2 separate regions of the Homo sapiens genome follow, and region 2 is linked to region 1. The links are chromatin loops, found by intact Hi-C in ENCODE. Cell type or tissue: B cell. All regions are shown on one strand. Each heading gives the region's core, and the rest is flanking DNA. Links, peaks and the distances in the headings are about the cores only.

The links. A loop is a pair of places that touch in the nucleus more often than their neighbours do. Peaks named below come from ENCODE experiments on the same cell type or tissue, not always from the same donor. Only the 100,000 strongest peaks of a DNase experiment are listed, where the experiment ranks them.
Region 2: it touches region 1 in a loop (9-fold over the local background); 3 of 110 quality-filtered maps call a loop at or near these places.

Annotation. Positions count from the first base shown.
Region 1 is chr7:94,156,515-94,164,358 of GRCh38, forward strand. No RefSeq gene overlaps it. Among named protein-coding and RNA genes, the nearest start is that of BET1, 160 kb to the left of the region's middle. RefSeq lists an enhancer at 4,451-4,560. In B cell, for the core only: no CTCF peak of the experiment used is centred there; a DNase peak (open chromatin) is centred at 4,447; H3K4me3 peaks cover 1,164 bases; H3K27ac peaks cover 2,146 bases.
Region 2 is chr7:94,046,619-94,054,462 of GRCh38, forward strand. All of the region lies in intron 1 of LOC130890646 (a long non-coding RNA gene), which reads left to right. Among named protein-coding and RNA genes, the nearest start is that of BET1, 46 kb to the left of the region's middle. In B cell, for the core only: no CTCF peak of the experiment used is centred there; DNase peaks (open chromatin) are centred at 1,874 and 3,623; H3K4me3 peaks cover 1,282 bases; H3K27ac peaks cover 3,830 bases.

The sequences.
Region 1 (7,844 bases), core at 2,199-6,198:
ATATACACAAAAAAAAGCCCTCGTGATCAATATCGTCTTCACGAACTTTTAGATTGGCAGCTCTCAAATCCTTTAAGTAACAAGGTGGTTGATAAATAAATACATACCTTATTAAATACAATGGCAAATTGATTTGTTTTGAGAATAACTTCTAGGACTGAGAAGAACTAAGACTCCCCTGGTTCTGACTCAGAAATCTGTATTAAATTGAAAAGTTCAAATAGGAAAACAAAACTTCAATAAAGGCAGGGACAAAGGTGGGAGAAAACAAAAAGGAAACATTAAAAGAGAGAAACAAAAAATAAATAAATAAATAAAACTGCTCATAACATTCCTCTGGAGCCATTTATAATTCCTGGGTATACTTCAGTATTTAAATTACTTGTCTCTTAATTATCTGGGCTGCAACTTATCACCTGGTCACATGTTTTAAGCAGAACACAAACTAGGCAAGAACAAAGTAGTGATCGATGGGAATTAGTTCCATGATGTACTATTGATTGCATATAAAAAAGAAGGATTTAGGGTTTATCACATTGCTGAAAAGTGTTTGTTTTCTCCCACAGATGTAGCCATTAGTTAGGAGCATAGCATATGGCTGGAGGGTAATTAAGAAGCTGATGCCTCATAGAACGAGGATAAATAAACTAGAGGATGCAACCACATTACATCCCTCTGCCCCTACTTGTCTTTGTAACAGAACTTTGGCCCATGTGTAGTGATTCTATTTAATGACATGGAGCACTCTGAGAAAAAGCAAGTTTAGGAAAGAGAAAAGAAATCCAGAGTACAGTTTGCACATGTTAACTTTAAGGTATCCACTAGACATTCATATGTAGGTATTAAATAAACAGATGTTCAAAAATATTTCAGTAAAGAAGGCTAGGGCTAGAGATAGAAATTTGGAGGTGAAGCATGAAACTGATAACTAAAACTGTCACCTTTAGAAAGGGGTCCCAATCCAGATCCTAAGAGAAGGCTCTTGGATTTCATTCAAGAAAGAATTCAGGGTGAGCCCAAAGAGTAAAGTGAAAGCAAGTTTATTAAGAAAGTAAAGGAATGAAAGGGTGGCTACTCCATAGGCAGAGCAGACCCTCAGGCTGCTGACTATTTTTATGGTTATTTCTTGATCATATGCAAAACAAAATGTGGATGATTCATGAGTTTTCTGGGAAAGAGACAGGCAATTCCAAGAGCTGAGGGTTTCTCCCCTTTTTAGACTATATAGGATAACTTCCAGAAGTTGTCATTAAATCTGTAAACTGTCATGGCACTGGTAGGAATGTCTTTTAGCATGCTAATGATTTATAATTAGCATAGAATGAGCAGTGAGGATGACCAGACATCACTTTCGTCACCATCTTGGTTTTGGTGGATTTTGGCCGGCTTCTTTACCACATCCTGTTTTATCAGCAGGGGCTTTACAACCTGTATCTTGTGATACCAATCCTCCTGACCTATCTCATCCTGTGACTAAGAATGCCTAACTTCCTGGGGATGCAGCCCAGTAGGTCTCAGCCTTATTTTACCCAACCTCTATCCAAGATGGAGTCACTCTCGTTCGAATGTCTCTGACAAAACCATTGCGAAAGAATGAGATCACCCTGGGAGTAAGCCTAGAAAATAAAAGACAATCACATCAAAAAGCTTATCCACCATGATCAAGTGGGCTTCATCCCTGGGATGCAAGGCTGGTTCAATATATGCAAATCAATAAATGTAATCCAGCATATAAACAGAGCCAAAGACAAAAACCACATGATTATCTCAATAGATGCAGAAAAAGCCTTTGACAAAATTCAACAACCCTTCATGCTAAAAACTCTCGATAAATTAGGTATTGATGGGACGTATCTGAAAATAATAAGAGCTATCTATGACAAACCCAAAGCCAATATCATACTGAATGGGCAAAAACTGGAAGCATTCCCTTTGAAAACTGGCACAAGACAGGGATGCCCTCTCTCACCACTCCTATTCAACATAGTGTTGGAAGTTCTGGCAAGGGCAATTAGTCAGGAGAAGGAAATAAAGGGTATTCAATTAGGAAAAGAGGAAGTCAAATTGTCCCTGTTTGCAGACGACATGATTGTATATCTAGAAAACCCCATCGTCTCAGCCAAAAATCTCCTTAAGCTGATAAGCAACTTCAGCAAAGTCTCAGGATACAAAATCAATGTACAAAAATCACAAGCATTCTTTATACACCAACAACAGACAAACAGAGAGCCAAATCATGAGTGAACTCCCATTCACAATTGCTTCAAAGAGAATAAAATACCTAGGAATCCAACTTACAAGGGATGTGAAGGACCTCTTCAAGGAGAACTACAAACCACTGCTCAACGAAATAAAAGAGGATACAAACATATGGAAGAACATTCCATGCTCATGGGTAGGAAGAATCAATATTGTGAAAATGGCCATACTGCCCAAGGTAATTTACAGATTCAATGCCATCCCCATCAAGCTACCAATGCCTTTCTTCACAGAATTGGAAAAAACTACTTTCAAGTTCATATGGAATCAAAAAGGAGCCCGCATTGCCAAGTCAATCCTAAGCCAAAAGAACAAAGCTGGAGGCATCACACTACCTGACTTCAAACTATACTACAAGGCTACAGTAACCAAAACAGCATGGTACTGGTACCAAAACAGAGATATAGATCAATGGAACAGAACAGAGCCCTCAGAAATAACACCGCATATCTACAACTATCTGATCTTTGACAAACCTGAGAAAAACAAGCAATGGGGAAAGGATTCCCTATTTAATAAATGGTGCTGGGAAAACTGGCTAGCCATATGTAGAAAGCTGAAACTGGATCCCTTCCTTACACCTTACACAAAAATCAATTCAAGATGGATTAAAGACTTAAACATTAGACCTAACACCATAAAAACCCTAGAAGAAAACCTAGGCATTACCATTCAGGACATAGGCACAGGCAAGGACTTCATGTCTAAAACACCAAAAGCAATGGCAACAAAAGCCAAAATTGACAAATGGGATCTAATTAAACTAAAGAGCTTCTGCACAGCAAAAGAAACTACCATCAGAGTGAACAGGCAACCTACAAAATGGGAGAAAATTTTCGCAACCTACTCATCTGACAAAGGGCTAATATCCAGAAACTACAATGAACTCAAACAAATTTACAAGAAAAAAACAAAACAACTGCATCAAAAAGTGGGCGAAGGACATGAACAGACACTTCTCAAAAGAAGACATTTATGCAGCCAAAAAACACATGAAAAAATGCTCACCATCACTGGCCATCAGAGAAATGCAAATCAAAACCACAATGAGATACCATCTCACACCAGTTAGAATGGCAATCATTAAAAAGTCAGGAAACAACAGGTGCTGGAGAGGATGTGGAGAAATAGGAACACTTTTACACTGTTGGTGGGACTGTAAACTAGTTCAACCATTGTGGAAGTCAGTGTGGCAATTCCTCAGGGATCTAGAACTGGAAATACCATTTGACCCAGCCATCCCATTACTGGGTATATACCCAAAGGACTATAAATCATGCTGCTATAAAGACACATGCACACGTATGTTTATTGCGGCATTATTCACGATAGCAAAGACTTGGAACCAACCCAAATGTCCAACAATGATAGACTGGATTAAGAAAATGTGGCACATATACACCATGGAATACTATGCAGCCATAAAAAATGATGAGTTCATGTCCTTTGTAGGGACATGGATGAAATTGGAAATCATCATTCTCAGTAAACTATCGCAAGAACAAAAAACCAAACACCGCATATTCTCACTCATAGGTGGGAATTGAACAATGAGATCACATGGACACAGGAAGGGGAATATCACACACTGGGGACTGTTGTGGGGTGGGGGGAGGGGGGAGGGATAGCATTGGGAGATATACCTAATGCTAGATGACGAGTTAGTGGGTGCAACACACCAGCATGGCACATGTATACATATGTAACTAACCTGCACAATGTGCACATGTACCCTAAAACTTAAAGTATAATAATAATAAAAAAAAAAAAGACAATTGAGCCCTATGGTTCTCTAGCATTAAGGACCGGGAATAGGAGAAAAATCAAAATAGGAGACTGATAAGAAGCAGCAATTAAAGTAAGAATAAAAAAGATGGTGATGCCCTGCAGGATCAGTGCAAAGTTGTTTCAAAAAGGAGGCAAAGATCAATAGTGTCAAGTGACAGTGAAGAGCCAAATTAAATGAGGACTGAAAATTGACCACAATGTTTGATAACACAGAGGTCACTGGTGACTTGAAAGAGCAGTTTTAATGGAATGATGAGGACTGTAGTAGAATAGAGAATGTTAAATACGAAAATGGATATAGGCAGAAACATTGCTCTTTGAAGTTTTTTGTCATAAAGAGGAACAGAGAAATGTGGTGGCAGCTGAAGGCAAATCTACTGTCAAAAAACAGAAGTGTTTTTTTGTTTTGGTTTTGGTTTTGGTTTTTTATTTTGTTTTTAAGTGGAGCCGTTACAGCATTTGTGTATGCTGCATTGGGAGAGAAAAGTTGATTGTGCAGAGAAAGGGATAGCCATTTTAAGGGCAGAGCTCTCAAGCATGGTCCACGTGGAGGAATTAGCTTTAAATAAAAGCCAGGATTCATAGTGTATTATAAGACAGCAGTTATTGATAAGAACAAGAACAAGATCTTAATCATTAGCATGGGTGGCAACTGTAGTCCCCTTCAAAAGGAGAAAGGGAAACACTCACTCCCAGCTTTAAGTTTTGGCCCTGAAGATGTAGCTCCCACTTTAGAATGACAGCATGTTTTCTCCCTGAGATTATTACACTGTCAGAGGGGCTTGGTCCAGGTGCTTTGATTTCTTTTCCCCTCCAACTTTCAGAATCCAGCTATTATGTCAGATTCCTTTTTTCCTTGTTATAATTTTTTTCTTTGGGGTCCAGTTATTGAAATCATTCATGTTTTTCTTGTCAAAACATTATTTGACCCATGTAAATTAGTCTTTCCAAATACATAATGCAAGATATTACTAGTTTTATGTAAATATCAATTACAGCCCTGCTTGGAAAACCAATATGCTCATTCTATGAGGCAGTAAAAACAGTCAAAAACATGGAAGGCTTAGGATACAATAGGAAAGCCTCGTGGTCAACAATGGAATTTGTCCTCCTTGTGTAACCTTGCAGAACACTGATTGATGTGGCGATTACAAAGCTTTCATATCTTTTTTTTTTTTTTTTTTTGAGACAGTCTCGCTCTGTCTCCTAGGCTGGAGTGCAGTAACGTGGTCTCAGCTCACTGCAACCTCTGCCTCCCAAGTTCAAGCGATTCTCCTGCTTCAGCCTCCCGAGTAGCTGGGACTACAGGCACCCACCACCATGCCTGGCTAATTTTTGTATTTTTAGTAGAGATGGGGTTTCACCATATTGGCCAGGCTTGTCTCAAAATTCTGACCTTGTGAGCCACCCACCTAGGCCTCCCAAAGTGCTGGGATTACAGGCATGAGCCACCATACCCTTAATTTTTAAAGTATCCTCTTGCATATAGCAATATTCTGCTGTTTGACCAAGGGCTCAGTTTTGATGGGAAGTATATGGAATGGTGAGAAAACTGGAAATACCTTAATCAGATAGATAATCTTCTGAATAATGAGTGACAGAAGCTAAAACTCAATTACTGTCACAAGCAGGAGGCTAAATCCAATGGACAACCAATATGGGAAGGAAAGCAAAAGTTACAGAAAGGAAAGGTGTTTCAGCTCAAGTCTGCTAAGAATTTTTTGTCTCAGTCAGGACTGGGTTACAGGGACAAAGATTGATAATATATGATCTTGATTTATTGTCAGTATTGCTGGTAGAGTCTTATAAGGCCACTGAATAGGGATGTCAAGAAGACAAGCAAATTAGCAACTGATCCAAAGTAGAAATAAATTTTGATTATTGAAATATGTAATTGATATTAGGATGATTTTCAATATAATCCTCCATCATGAAATCAGTAATCAAATAAAATTGAAGTCACAGCTAAAAAGGTCAGAATTAACTAATTTTTTCTTTTTGAGGCAATAATCTTAGGCCTTTATAGTTCATAGAGACACCAGAATCTGGATATATACTTCAATAAATATCAATTTATGAGACATTTTGCCTAAGGGGAAAACAGGTACCTGCTGAAAGCGTATCTTTTTTTCTTTTCCTTTCACCAGGAACATTTCACCTAGCTTGAGAAAGAGAAGATCCAGAAGTCCACACTGCTTCTATAATGCACATGGTGACATTTAACTGTCAGCTATTATTTCTAAACTATTAACTTTTATGAAAGCTATTTAGATGATGATGTTGATGGCTAATAATACTGGCTTCAAAAATATCATTGGGTGAAGGACAGAATCCTCATGGCAGTTTCTGCAGTCTTTTCATTTTTTAAAAGAAAAAATTGCAGCAACAGTTTGGTGTTGTCTCATTTTCTCTCACTTAGAAGTATTCTTTTCTTTTTTCAAGATGAAACACCTTCAAGGATTGCCCCCTGAGGGTATTGTAAAAGGATTTGCAAACTTCAAATTAGACTGGTCGCTGCAGGTGGCTTCAGTGCCATGTCCTTGGTGACTTATACACAGTGTCCAGCACACAGTATGTACTCAAGAAGCAGATGCTGAATGAGTTATAGTAGTTGGAGCAGGAGTTTTATCTCAGTTGAGAGTTGATTGTTAGCAATGCATCTATTAGGAAGAAAAGGCCAAAAGTAAAATCAAACAGAATAGTCCTCTTATTGCATTAATTTTTTGGTTCTCCAGTTTCTTTCACAGTTTCTGCTTATAATGCTGCTCTGAACAAGTTCTAAAATCCCTAAGCCAAGCCAGTTATTAATTCCCTGAGAAAATTCAATTTTATTTTTTTTAAAAGCAAAAATTTCTCTAAATCTTATTAATGGTTTTTCACCTAACAAAGCTAACAATGTAAACTTGGGAATTTTAAAGGTATTAACTAGAGATACTTTTAAGAATACTTACGGATTTTATGAACCATAAAAAGGAATTGTTATACTCTAACATAATTTTTTGTTTATTTTTCAAATATCAGTCCATTAAGACACTTTATTTCTCTGACCTGATTTTCCCTGAGGCAACATATACATATATTTGTTTATGTAAAGGATCAATAGAAAAGTGATTCTCAGAAAGAAAATCATTAAATTATTCTGTAAGTAGACAGGTCTCTGCACAATAATGAATGAAGTAATCTTATTTCTTATTAGTAGTTCCAGAGAAATAATTTTAATTTTTGAATGTATCTGTATCTCCAGGTCTAAGTTAAAATGCTCACCTTTCTGTTGAAATGCTCACCTCACTGTCTCTCAAAGCACAAAACAGAGTCTAGGTTTCTGTGCACGTTCACAAAGGAGCCCTAGAATATTCATTCAGGAGAGCAAATTTCTCTGCCCCTGCAAGAATAACAAACCCAAACTTCCAGAAGGGGTCAAGTCCAGAGGGCTGCACAAAGGCAACAAAACCATCCTTAATACTTTCTGTGTAATACAGAGCCAACTTCAAGGCTTTGCCAATCAGCAGTCAGAAGTCAGCCAGAAATAACCAATCTCCATCATAAAAATAAGGTCCGCCAGAGGCTGACTGAGTGGCCTCTGTTTAACCAGGGCATCATTTTTCTTCTTCTTCTTTTTTTTTTTTTTTAATCAATCTTTAACAGTAATTCAAAATTTGAAGAAATACTGCCTAGCACTCTTATAGCAACTTTAAATTTTTAAAACATATTTTGATACTTATCATCTAAATGTTGTCTTAAAAACATCTGTAAGAGATATTTTGTATATGAGGTTACTGATACAGAGAATAATGAAA
Region 2 (7,844 bases), core at 1,260-5,259, 110 kb before region 1:
TGAGGAAATTTATGGTTTCAGACATAATGAATAGCTAGTATTGTACTTACTTTCCCACCTTAAACTTTAAAACCTGCAGAAAACATATAAAATAACTATTTGCAGTTATGAGACTGGAGCCCAGGCAGAGCTACAATCCTTAAGAGAAAGGGGGCACTGAAGGTAACCCTCACATTCACTAAGGTTTTTTTGTTTTTTTTGTTGTCGTTGTTTTTTGTTTTCTGGAAACAATTTCTGGACTGTGGTGCAGGAAAATGGAACCCATGCAGACAGTGATAGATAAAAATGCCATGACCTTTTTGTAATTTTGACACACATTTTTATAAAACGATATGCTCTTCATTAAAAAAATAAAGTTTTACTTGGAAATTGAGGCCTGACAACTCACAAGCAAACTAAAACATTTGCTTTTTCTCTGTTGGAATAATATCTTACTACATGTTTTAGAAGAAAAAAAATCTTTTCCTCTTCCACTTTTTTACCTTTGACTTCAGGAATTCTAATGCTAATTTCCAGGTGGATACATTGTAGTATATACCTTTTATTGTCTAATAAAATCAAACTTTTCCTAATTTCGGTCTCCAAGGAGAATGTATTGCTTTGGGCTTCAAATCAAGTTAACTGAAGGGGCAATATCTGAGAGCAATAGCAGACAAAGTACCTTCAAAGATAGCCGAATGAACTAACCAGTTGAATCGGATGCTGAGCATGTTGACCAAAGTGAAGACTTTAGGTTGACGCAACTGAGGTGGCATTGTTTTTCTCTTTACTCATTGGCTCAAAGTTTCAGCTCCAATTTGAGATCACTTTTAGATTGGGATTGTAAATTTTCACTACATATTAAAATGTAGTCAATCAGCAGCACAAGATGCAAGCTTCACCCCTGGGTGACACACATCCCTAATCTACTAGAGGTCATCAATGCCAAGGGGCAGCCATGGTTCATCTTCTGGGCTGCCATCTTACTTGAAGTTTGGAAGAAATAATGATTCCTTTTAGCTTCCATCCCACACAGACATACTGTGAAAATGCAAAAGGATACATGAACTTAAAGATAAAATCAGAAACTTAAGAAAGGGAGCCCCTTTGGTGCATATTTCTGACAGCCCACGGGGTCTGTGTTTATTCTTCCCTGACACTGGAGAGAAATAGTTTGAGAAGGAAGCGCACATGCTGTCACATCAGCCTGGGATTCAAACTCATCTCAGCCTCTCATTGACAGTGTCACTTGGGAGAAGTGGCCTAAACTCTCTGAGATTTACTCATATTTAAAAGGAGGAAACCAATATTTACCTCAAATATTGCCATAAATTAAAAAAGTGTGGTGGCAAAAACCTTCCTCTCCATGCCTGACTAGATGGTACCCTCTCTTCATTGTTCCTATCACCTAAAATTCTGTCATAATCACTTAGATATAAGTTTAAAAAAGGAGGGGGAATGGGAGATATGCTCTCAGGTTTGCTGCTCAAGAGCTAACTTTTCCTCTAGTTCTTTCACAATGATGCTGTCATACAGGCTGGGAAGAAGTCTACACTGACAACGCAGAGTACATCTCATATGTGGCTCTTGCCTAATGTACCAGGCCTGGAAATTGCCTTAGATTGCTTCTGTTTTCTCTACTGGGTGAAGCTGAGTAAAAAGTATTAAATATAAGTGCTATCCCAAAGTGCTAACTTGAGTAACTCTACAAAGAGTAGGGCAGGAGGGTGCATGAGGGGTCCAGTCAGGGGCTCCCAGGCGTTGTGGTGGAGTAAAGCATTAAGGGACAAATAGGATGACTGCAGAAGAATCTCTGGAAATATGTGGAGACAGTTGGGGCCAGGGACTTCATTGCTGTCCTGTCATCTGTGTCTGTCTGGTATCTGAGGGTAACTGTAGTGTGGAAGTGAAACGGGACAAAATGGTGGTGACAGGGAAGTGATCTCCAGAGCAGTGGTAATGGAAACTTCTTCCACTCAGGCGCTTCATAGATAAGGGCTCTTTGCAGGCTGGGAGTTTGTAATGTGGGGACTACTTAAAGAGCAATTTTTCAATGATATTTAAATTATTTGCAATTAATTTAAATTATTTGTGCAAATATGAAATTTAAATTATTTGTGCAAATATGAAATTCTTCTATTAATGATTTTGTCCTGAGTGCCAAGGAAACCAAGAACACCAAAACAAGGCAAGACTCTAAAATTATCATTTATCTGTTCCTCATTCTTTCAGCAATATTTAACATGTCCCAGGCACTGAGAATATAAAATGAAAAGCCCAGTGTCTGCCCCCAGGAATATGTATTCTGCCTAAGACAGTATAAGACATAGTCATTCACTTTTTAAAAGCATGTATGAATATGCAATGTTTGTCTTTCTGTGCCTGGCTTATTTCACTTAACATAATGAGGACATAGAGAGTAGAAGGATGGTGAGCAGAGGCTAGGAAGGGTAGTGGAGGGCTGAGGGGAGAAGAGGGCATCATTAATGGGTACAATAAAATAGAGAGCAAGAATGAATAAGACATACTATTTGATCTCGCAACACGGTGACTATAGTCAATAATAATTGTACATTTTAAATAAATAAAAGAGTATAATTTGGATTGTTTGTAACACAAAGGATAAATGCTTGAGGGGGTGGATACCCCATTCTTCATGATGTGATTATTTCACCTCGAATGCCCCACAAATATATACACCTACTATGTACTCACAAAAAATTAAAAATAAGAATATGTGAAATTTATGTTCTAAGTATTCTTTCTCATTAATGTAAAAGCATATGTCACCCATTATTTTTCATCTTCTGATTTCTCAAAGCCCAAGGTCATCTCTGGCAGTATTTTTAAGAAATTAATAATAATAATAAATATTTGGCTCAATTCTAAACTTATAGAACCAGAATTTCCGCTTTTGAGGCCCAGAAAGTTGCTTTTTTAGCAGACTCCCAATGTGATCTTTTGTAATTAAAATTGAGAACTATAGCTGACTTTCTCTTTCTTAACATTGCCCCTTATCGTAAGATAGACACTGAGAACTTCAAAAGCGAAAACAGAAAAGATCACATCTGCCATGAAATTTCCAAATAGTCTTTCTTAAGTATGTGTTGATGCATAAACTGATTTGTTTTGACTGATTTTATCTGTGAGGCCAATCCACAAAACAGTCATGTCAATCAAAAAGTCATTTCCTTTTGTTTGCGTTTTAACATTCGCCAGCCTGGGGCTTGTCACAGACAAAGGTTACCTGATTACATTACCGTGGCAGGCAGGTGGGTGACTTCTGTAGGAGCCATACCAGAGACATCCATCAAAGGAGAACTTTTCAGTGGGCAGATCAGTACTTAATGAAAGTGCCAATGGCTTTCACAGACAAGTTTATCTGGACTCCTCTTAACTCTCTTGATAATAAACATCCCATCTTCTCTCAATAAATAGTCTTTCTTAATTTCTAAGTAGGCAAAGGTAATCAGGTCTAAGAGGACCAAGTATATTTTTTGAGGGGTGGGAAGGGAGAGGTACAGAAGCTTTGTTCCCTGGCATTTGAAAGGAGGAACAGGGAGGCTGGCAAGCACTGGGGTTTCCAATGTGGCTCCCAGAACCAGGCAGGTACAGATTCGACTCTCGCTTACCATGCCAGCTGGGGCATTCAGTGTAGCCAAGCCACAATTTCCTCATTCTGAAATTGAGGAAGTAAAAATAACTAACATTTACTGAGTGCCTGTCATGTGCCAGGTCCCCTCTCACTGAGTCCTCCCAATACCTCTGCAATGGAGAGGACAGTATGCCCGTTTAACAGGTGATGAAGTTGGGGGACAGAGAACTACTTCAGAGAGATTTTGACGGCACTAACTATGATAATGTTTGGAGTGCTTAACACAGACCTTAATATTTATAAATGCTGAAGACTCCTATTATGAATTTATTAAATTAGCCTTATTTTTCCTTTTTAAGCCCTTTCTGATAATCATTTCAAAATTCACAGCCCCTTTGGTGTGGGCCCTTGGGCCAGCTAATTCATTAAGATACATTGTCTGGGCACAGTGGCTCATGCCTGTAATCCCAGCACTTCGGGAGGCCAAGGCAGGCGGATCGTTTGAAGCCAGGAGTTCAAGATCAGCCTGGGCAACATGATGAAACACCATCTCTACTACAAATACAAAAATTAGCCAGGCATGGTGGCACACTCCTGTAATCCCAGCTACTCAGGAGGCTGAGGCATGAGAATTGCTTGAACCCGGGAGGGTGAGGTTGCAGTGAGCCAAGATCTTGCCATTGCCCTCCAGCCTGGACAACACAGTGAGACTCTATTTCAAAAAAAAAAAAAAAATGCATTGTCCAAATGCAGACTGGGCTCACTCTTCATACTTCAAAGGAAGAATGCATGGAGCTTCTAAAGTTAGTTCCAGGAGATAGAACCTATTATCTCCACAGTATATGACTCTCATTACACTGGGCAGGACCAGAAAGCACCACAACCAAGAAGAAGTTTTTTTCTGAAAACAGTACTAATCAGTCATTTTGACTACTTCCGAGGGACACATAGTGGGTGCTTTGGTTGGTTTTGAGGAGCTTTGGGTAACTGATCCAAATATGAGTTCCATTGGTTGGTTGCTCCCAGAGAGGTAGAGCAAGAAGCAGTGTGGCATAGGAAAAGAGCCAAAGCTCTTTCAGGTGCTTGGGAGAGGAAACAGAGCTGGAGCTGAATCCTGATCTCTTTCCCTCCACTTAAGAGTTGAGTGATCCTGGGAAAGCTACTTCAAGTGCTGAAGCTAGAAGTACCTCATAGGGTTATTTTGGAAAAGAAAACAAGAGGACCTATAGAAAGGTTCCAGCACACTGTCTGCCACACAACAGTTGCTCAGTAAATAAAAATTAATTATCATGATTAGTTTTATTATTAAGACTAGCTACCAATGATAACATTGTAAACACCCTAGATAGGATGGTGTAATCCTACGACTCAGTGGCCAGCATGGAGAGAGGTTATAAAAGTATGAACTCTGGTCAGGCTACTGTGTAAGTGAGTAGCATATAGAGCCAACTGGTTTGGGTGACCATAATCATTTATTTTTTCTTTCATTGAACCAAAAGTGTTGAGGCTTTGGGAAAGTACAAAGCAGGGGCTGCGTCTAAAGACAACCCTATTCCAGTTTTCTTTGAAAGTTTGGGCCCACAGATGTAGTTCCTATTAGGGGAGACTGTTTCTCTGGGCACCTACACAGAGAAAGAAATTCCTTCAGACTGAGAAGAGGATGGAAACTGTGGTCCCAAAAATACTGGAACCTGTTCTCAGCCTCCTGAAATCTCCTAAGTGTACTGGCAAGACCTCAACAAGCATGCCTGCCTGGTATTTCTAGAGGAGCCAGACTGTAGGAACAAAGGACCCTAATCTCAGCAATGGTATTGCATCCCAAGTCTGCCATGAAATAGTAAAATTGCGAGACCTAAATGAGCCCTGTTGGCTTACACAGTGGATTTCTCAGTGGTAACCAGTGTGAACTGAAAACCTAAGATGACTTGCTGATACCCCCAAGCTTTGTAGACTTAACTTTCCCCTACAATCAAGGACCCACTTAAAACAGTGGGGAGGGGAGGCTCCATGATAGCCAATGATTAGATTCCTTGCCAACTTGATGGGATGTGGAATGAACAAAAGATATATAATAATATTCTTTGCACACCGAAGTCTAGAGTAAGACTTATATTTGCAACATGTGTTAACCAGACAGTCATTGAAATTGCTTGTTGAAATTGGACATTTATGATAAATCAAAAGCTGCACTATTTGGGATTCCCTCTACCTTCCTGAGAAGCCCCACTGGGTCTCGTCTAATGGCAGGGAGTTATGTGCTTCAACCATAAATCTAAGAAATGGAACTCAGTTTGTATCTCTAGCACAGTGCTTCTCACACTTGAGCATGCATCAGAGTCACCTGGAGGCTTTGTTAAAGCACAGATTGCTGAGGTTTACTCCCAGCGTTTCTGGTCTAGTGAGTCTAGCGTTGCCAGAAAATTTGCATTTCTAATTAGTTTCCAGGTGATGCTGATGCTGTTGGTACAGGAATTCCACTTTGATAACAACAGCTGTAGAAGACAATTTTACAGAGACTTGGTATGAATTTTCATTCAATCTAATTTTTAGTGAAAATTTCTTACCCATGTGGCATGAATTTACATTCTTGTTTCAGAACTTTTTTCCCCTACACCCACCCTCCACATTCTCCTCTAAGCATAATTGTGCAAGTGGGTTTCAATAAAGTTCTCTTTTTAACACCCAATATTCACAATAGAAGTGGTGACATCACTAGATAACAATTTGGCACTTTTGTTTCACTTCTTAGTGCTACATGTTTTTTATTTGTGTTTTTCTATTTTTACTGTTAAAGAGAACACTGAACTTGTCTCTCTAGCAGCCGTAAGTATCACACAGTGAACTTGAGAGTTCTGCATTACTGATCAGGTTAAGAAAGCAGAGATTGGAATCTCTGAGATACATATTCCAATCATTTTATTTTCTTCAAATACAACCTACCCAAGTGTCTTATCTGAGTCGATTTTAGAAAGCTATTCTGTGTGACAAATTGTATCCAATTTCTTTCTTGTGCCTTGTAGATATTCTTTCATGGGCTGATAAACAGAGTATAAAATCTGTTACAGAAATTAAATAGTACCGTGGTTAAAAGCATGGGCTTTGCTGACAGAGATACCTCTGTTCAAATTTCAGCCCTGTCGCTTCATAAATTAAGGGTAATCTCAGACAAGTTAATTTTTCCTCTGTGAGTCTCAGTTTCTTCACCTGAATAACAGAGATAATGCCTTCCTTTAAGTTGTTGCAAGGGCTGATTTAGAAGACATGAGTAATAATAAGCATTATAAAAGAAGTGTTACTGTTTCTTAAAGATTATCTTTTTTCTAAAAGTTTTAGCACTCTCTGCAACCTCTTAATTTTTATAGTGGAAAATAAAAGGGTCCATGGAAAGTTAGAGAAAATTTACATGCACTCAGTATTAGGAGAAAGTGCTGTTATTGAAACAGGATTTTCACTTTTTATGATAAAGTAGGTGTGTTTGCTTAGTGTTTACTCTTATTTCAATGGTGTTTGTTTGAACCAGCATTAGCTAACAGAATTCACACAGTTCAAATAAATATCAGTGGACTGGAAAGGACTTTTCTCCAGCCAAGTAGGTCATGCTGGAATGCTAGGTTAACATCAATACACAAAAACCGATTTGGATAACAAATCTTGCTACTAACACAAAATATTCACGATATAAAAGTATTTGCAACTTAGATGAGGCAAACATGGAGATTATGTATGTATACACACACACACACACACACACACATACAAACACCATATATATTCACTATATTATAGTGAAATTATTTGTAACAATTTTTATCTGCTTTTATCTTTTAAATGCAGTTCATAATGTTATACATACCCTCAGATGTTAGTTTCATATTCACGTGAACCCAAATGAATTTGTTCAGATGGGGCATTGAAAACAAAAGGAAGCGATTCTGGTTAACTTAACATAAAACCAGGTGTGTGTATGTGTTCGGAGGAGCAAAAAACAAAAGCGAAGTTGATTGGCAAGGGTATGGGGAAGTCACCAAACTAAAAAAGGTAGATGACCAGAACAGGAGGGAACAAGAAGTGGAATTGCTCAGACATCCTGGCCAGCAGTTGGACTATTCCCGGAGCTCCAATTGCTTTTCCATCTGTGAATCATTCTGCTAAAAAGGGAAGAGTCTAGCCATCTGGTCTACAGTAGGTCAAGTGCTCACCTTTTGTTAAGGAGGTGAACTTTGATTGAAAGCTCCACGTAAGCCACTGCATATAATGTCTGGTAGTGGGG